Linked DNA regions of Homo sapiens: region 1 is linked to region 2. A link is an interaction called in ENCODE POLR2A ChIA-PET data of the cell type or tissue named here. Cell type or tissue: Panc1. All regions are shown on one strand. Each heading gives the region's core, and the rest is flanking DNA. Links, peaks and the distances in the headings are about the cores only.

Region 1 (2,910 bases), core at 233-2,732, 190 kb after region 2:
GCATGGTGACGTGCTCCTGTAATTCTAGCTTCTTGGAAGGCTGAAGTGGGAGGATTGCTTAATCCTGGGAGGTCGAGGCTTCAGTAAGCTGTGTTTGTACGACTGCACACCAGCCTGGGTGATGGAGCAAGACCTTATCTCAAAAAAAAAAAAAAAAAGTAAAACAGATGTACATATTAGAATCAATGATATATGGTACTATTATCGTTGTCAGCACCTTCCAGACGAGTATAATTATCCTCAATTTTGTGTGGCTGGAAAGCCTTGCTTTTCTCTGATTTTCCAGCCCACCTTCTCAAGGAGCCTTTCTGACCTTGGAGGCTTGGAACTTCCCACTTTCAGTCTTTCATTTATGTCCAGGGTTTCTTACTCTTGGCACTATTGACATTTTGGGCCAGATAATTCCTCGCTGTGGGGGCTGTTCTGTGGATTGCTGGGTGTTTTGCAGCATTTCTGGCCTCTACCCACTAGCTGCCAGTAGTAGCCTGCCAGTTGTGACAATCAGATTTCTTCAGACATTGCCAGATGTTCCCTGGGGGTCAAAATCACCCCTGGCTGAGAAACACTGATATATATACCTACACTACAAGTCGTAGGCTTCCAGTGTGAGAAAATGGGATTCAAGGTAATTTTTCTCACCTGGACTATAGGAAAGAACCATGTCCTCAAAGTGTGGGTTGTGGACCACCTGCATCAGATGCTTACATGCAGATTCCAGGCCTGTTTGGATCTGCTGAGCCAGACTTTCTGGTTAGTATCTGCCCTGCAGTGGGCTTTCACTGGAGTAGGGTGTTGAGGTGGGAGTATCAGGAAGGATTCCTGGAGGAAGGGCCATAGTAGCAAAGTTTGGGTGGGTAAAGGGAATTTGGTGGCCAGAAAAGGAAGGAGAAAAGGTGTTCTAGGGCCTCCTGCTATGAGTATTCTTATTGATTGATTGAGACAGTCTCACTCTGTTGCCCAGGTTGGAGTACAGTGATGTGATCATAGCTTACTGCAGCTTTGAGCTCCTGGGCTCAAGTGATTCCTCCTGCCTCAGCCTCCTGAGTAGCTGGGACCACGGGTATGTGCCACCACACATGGCTACTTTTTAAATTTTATCTTTTATAGAGATTGAGTCTTACTGTGTTACCCAAGCTGGTCTCTAACTCCTGGTCTTAAGCAATCCTCCTGCCTTGGCCTCCTAAAGTGCTGGGATCACAAGCGTGAGCCACTATGCCTAGCACTGTGAAACGTTGCAATGACAGCACCTGCTCCTTCCTGAACCCTGTCCCAAGCTTAGCATCACTGCTTCTTATTTAAATAAGTTTTTCCCCATTAAAAAAGCAGTGCGAATTCACTTTGTAAAACAATTTAGATATCACCTAGCAAAAAAGAGAAAAAATTAAAACCACATGATTCCTGTCCAGAGATAGCCATTGTTAACATTTTTCCTGTGAATCTAGTGTACATGTTGTCTTAAGTCCTGCCTTTTCTCACGTAAAAAGATTTCTTACAGAAACTCTTATTTCTTGGGAGTGCAGAAATGCTGTAAGAGTTCTGCCTCATGTTATGAAGGGGATAGGATGTTTCTTGGATGCCTGGTAGGTCACATGCCAGAACTTGTTAGCATTCAGCCTGCTGGTCTTGAAGAAACATCCTAATCTGACTCAGTGTACTAGTCAGTGTTCTCTAGAGGGAAGGGCTAATAGGATAGATGTATATATGAAAGGGAGTTTATTAAGGAGTATTGACTCACATGATCACAAGGTGAAGTCCCACAATAGGCCGTCTGCAAGCTGAGGAGCAAGGAAGCCAGTCCGAGTCCCAAAACCTCAAAAATAGGGAGGCCGACAGTGCAGCCTTCAGTCTGTGACCGAAGGCCTGAGAGCCCCCCGGCAAACCACTGGTGTAGGTCCAAGAGTCTAAAAGTTGAAGAACTTGGAGGCTGATGTTTGAGGGCAGGAAGCCTCCAGCATGGGAGAAAGATGAAGGCCGGAAGACTCAGGAAGTCAGCTCCTTCCATGTTCTTCTGCCTGCTTTCTTCTAGCCATGCTGGCAGCTGATTAGATGGTGCCCACCCAGCTTGAGGGTGGGTCTGCCTCTCCCAGTCCACTGACTCAAATGTTAATCTCTTTTGGCAACACCCTCACAGATACAAGCAGGATCAATACTTTGCATTCCTTCAATCAAGTTGACACTTAGTATTAACCATCACACTCAGCATTTCTTTTCCCTTTAATCTGCTCGTCTGCTCGATTTCTCAGGACTGGATGAAGACAGCATTCTTTTCAAAGCCCCCCAGTCATATTTAATTACTCCTATGCTCTCAATTCTGGGCACCCCCACCTGGTGCCCAGTGGGTGTCCCCCGCCTGTTGTTCTTGAGAGCTCTCTGCCCAGCTGTCTTTTCCCTCCTGCCCTCTGGCTTTCTCTGCACTCAGGTTTGTTCCCCCTCCTCTCTCCTGCCGGCCTGGCCTTTCTCTGTCTCCCCTTCGGCCCTGGTGCTGCCTTGCTCTGCAGCTGTTCATGGCTGCCCCAGGGCCTTTAGAGAACCAAGTGGTTCTGGCCTTGAAGGCATTTTACAATCTGTTTCCAAGCCTCCTCCTCACTGCCACTGCCCCTTCACACCACAGCCCACCTCCTGGTCCCTGCAGACACGTGGCTCTCCCTTGTGGTAAGGCCTGCCTCCAGCCAGCTGGGCATTCTTCCACGGCTCCCAGCCTCATCTCTTTCCCCAAAAATGTTATCTATAATTCAACACTGAATCCAATTTCACCTCCTTTTTTCCACTTCTTTCTTGTAGCGTCTTTCATCTCCATTTGTCAATTCACTTCCTCCATTCATTCATTATCCTACCCATTCTTGGTGGCTGCCATGTGCATGCGAGGCCTCTAGGGATAGAAATGAAAGGCATTGAGGAGCTGACACTCTG
Region 2 (2,910 bases), core at 310-2,809:
ACCACGCCCGGCTAATTTTTGTATTTTTTGTAGAGACGGGGTTTCACCATGTTGGCCAGGCTGGTCTTGATCTCCTGACCTCAGGTAATTCACCCGCCTCGGCCTCCCAAAGTGCTGGGATTACAGGCCTGAGCCACCGTGCCTTGCCAACAATTCTACTTGTCTTTTAAAGTTCAATAAAAATATGTGGCACGTATATGGGATAGTACCAAACTGGTGCCTAAAAGCAGTGAAACCACCATTGGACTAATTGGAATGATTTGTCTATTGGCTGAAGATTTGACCACAGAGAGATTCTGCTTTTTTTTCCTTGCAGGGATGAAAAATTAAAAAAAAAAAAAAAGATTGGTTCCTTTTTCTCTTCCTAGCCTCCTGACAGTAAGTAGAGAGCCAGAAGAATGATGCCAAGGCATCCTGGCCTGCTATGTGGAGAACGCTCTTTCCTTACTGTCTCACTTAATAGAACTCCTGTTCTGGCAGTGTCAGATGCTGCAGCAGCAAGGGAATGCCATTGAGTGATTGCAGTAAGCTATGCAGCATTTTCATGTTTAAAACTACTGAGATAATAAAGTGAGAACTTGAGGCCACCAAATTTTAAGTTGTAATTAGAAGGATTTTGTTAATTAGGAATATGAGAGTGCTACAGTGATCACCTGGAATGGCTCCATAAATACAAATGAGGTGTTAACTAGTGAAGCAAGTTGCCAGTGTTTGTGTGTTTGGTGAGACTCCTAAGTTCTGCCATGAAGTTAAAGAAAATATTTTTTAAGATTCAAGAAAGCTGTGTGAATGAATTCAAAATTATTATGACTGTAGATCTTTTAAAAAGCTATCAGTATTAGTTTTACTTTGATTTTTATCTAAAGAGAAATACAGAATGAATACTTACAGCATTACAATTCAAATGTGCGTGGCTTTTTTTTTTCTTAGTTACTAGATATATAGTAGTAATACCTTTATGTAATATTTTGAAGTAGAGATTGAATTGGTATAATTCCCTACCTTAAAAATATTACACAATAGCATTTTTGTCATATATTACGATAGCATTTTTGTGTACTTTACCACTTAACTTTTTTTTTCCTTTTCTTTTTTTTTTGGAGACAAAGTCTTGCTCTGTCGCCCAGGCGGGAGTGCAATGGCAGGATCTCAGCTCACTGCAACCTCTGCCTCCTGGGTTTAAGCCATTCTCCTGCCTCAGCCTCCTGAGTAGCTGGGACTATAGGCGTGTGCCACCACGCCCGGCTAATTTTTGTTTTTTTAGTTTTTTTTGGAGACGGAGTCTCGCTTTGTCACCCACACTGGAGTGCAAATGGCATGATCTCGGCTCACTGCAGCCTCCACCTCCTGGGTTCAAGCGATTCTCTTGCCTCATGCACCACCACGCCCAGTTAATTTTTGTATATTTAGTAGAGATGGGGTGTCACTATGTTGGCCAGGCTGCCGACCTCAAGTGATCTTCCCTCCTCAGCCTCCCAAAGTGCTGGGATTACAGGCATGAGCCACTGCCCCTGGCCAGTGTCAGATGTTTAGTTTGTCATTAAAATGGAGCAAGAATACATAACTCGTGAGGTTGTAAGATTATAGATATGTTTACTAATGACTGACTCATAGATATCCAGCTGTTAAAACTCTTCAAGAAGTAATCAGGGCAGGCGGAAATGGATGTAATTAACCAAGGTCAAGCAGTAAGTTCAGGAACCAGGATAAAAATACAGAATTGCTCCCGAGTAAGTACTCTGTTTTCCATTATTCTGGCTGGAATGCAGGTAATACAGAAAGTATATTGCTTCCTTTCATTGCTTTTTTTTTCTTCTTTTTTTCCTTTGAGGTGGAGTTTCGCTCTTGTTGCCCAGGCTGGAGTGCGATGGCATGATCTCGGCTCACCGCAACCTCTGCCTCCCGGGTTCAAGCGATTCTCCTGCCTCAGCCTCCTGAGTATTTGGAACTACAGGCACGGGCCACCACACCCGGCCAATTTTGTGTTTTTAGTAGAGACGGGATTTCTCCATGTTGGTCAGGCTGGTCCTGAGCTCCCGACCTTTGGTGATCCACCCACCTCTGCCTCCCAAAGTGCTGGGATTACAGGTGTGAGCCAGCACACCCGGCCCCCATAGTTCGTTTTTATTAAAAGAATCTGGGCCATCCTGGCTAACACGGTGAAACCCCCGTCTCTACTAAAAATACAAAAAAAAAGTAGCCAGGCGTCGTGGTGGGCACCTGTAGTCCCAGCTACTCGAGAGGTTGAGGCAGGAGAATGGGGTGAACCTGGGAGGTGGAGCTTGCAGTGAGCCGAGATCGTGCCACTGCACTCCAGCCTGGGCGAAGCAAGACTCCGTCTCAAAAAAAAAAAAAATCTGAAGTGTTTCAGTACCATGTTGGGACAGTAAACTGACTTAACGGAGCATAATAATGTGCATACTTACATACATTCAGAGGGCAAAAGCTCCAGTATGGTCTAAATGCAGTTAAGTGAACAACATGAATGAGTCAGGGATAACCCTGAGCTTGCGAAAAGTAAGCATATATACAAATGTGAATGTGTACAGCTGTGTTAGAAAACCATATAAAATAATAAAGATAGCCAGAATCATACCCTACTTTGCTAGTGTCATTTTTATCTCCAACTTGCCTGTTGCTACTTTATTTTAAATGTATTTTCTAGGACAGAGTTATGAACATTCTATTTATTAGAACCCTAGTTGTTAGTCTTGACCACATACTGTTAGATTTTAGTAGTTTACTATATTTGTTTTTAGTATCAATAGTATGGTACAAGTACTGACATTAAGGAAGACAAATTAGTATACTAACCATTTGTGGTTTCTTTAATTCCAAGATAAGTTCAAAATGTGTAAAATAGTTACACCTCTTAGTTTAGCATACATGGCTCCTCACAGTAAATCTTAA

Evidence for each region. Peaks named below come from ENCODE experiments on the same cell type or tissue, not always from the same donor. Only the 100,000 strongest peaks of a DNase experiment are listed, where the experiment ranks them.
Region 1: POLR2A ChIA-PET joins it to region 2 with 23 read pairs; 7 of 35 experiments call an interaction of 5 or more read pairs at or near these places.

What each region holds. Positions count from the first base shown.
Region 1 is chr3:128,983,489-128,986,398 of GRCh38, reverse strand. The region is part of intron 4 of CFAP92 (cilia and flagella associated protein 92 (putative)); the gene reads left to right. Among named protein-coding and RNA genes, the nearest start is that of CFAP92, 9.1 kb to the left of the region's middle. RefSeq lists a silencer at 16-216. In Panc1, for the core only: no CTCF peak of the experiment used is centred there; no DNase peak of the experiment used is centred there.
Region 2 is chr3:129,178,196-129,181,105 of GRCh38, reverse strand. All of the region lies in intron 1 of CNBP (CCHC-type zinc finger nucleic acid binding protein), which reads left to right. Among named protein-coding and RNA genes, the nearest start is that of CNBP, 4.2 kb to the left of the region's middle. In Panc1, for the core only: no CTCF peak of the experiment used is centred there; a DNase peak (open chromatin) is centred at 1,515; H3K4me3 peaks cover 1,524 bases; H3K27ac peaks cover 965 bases.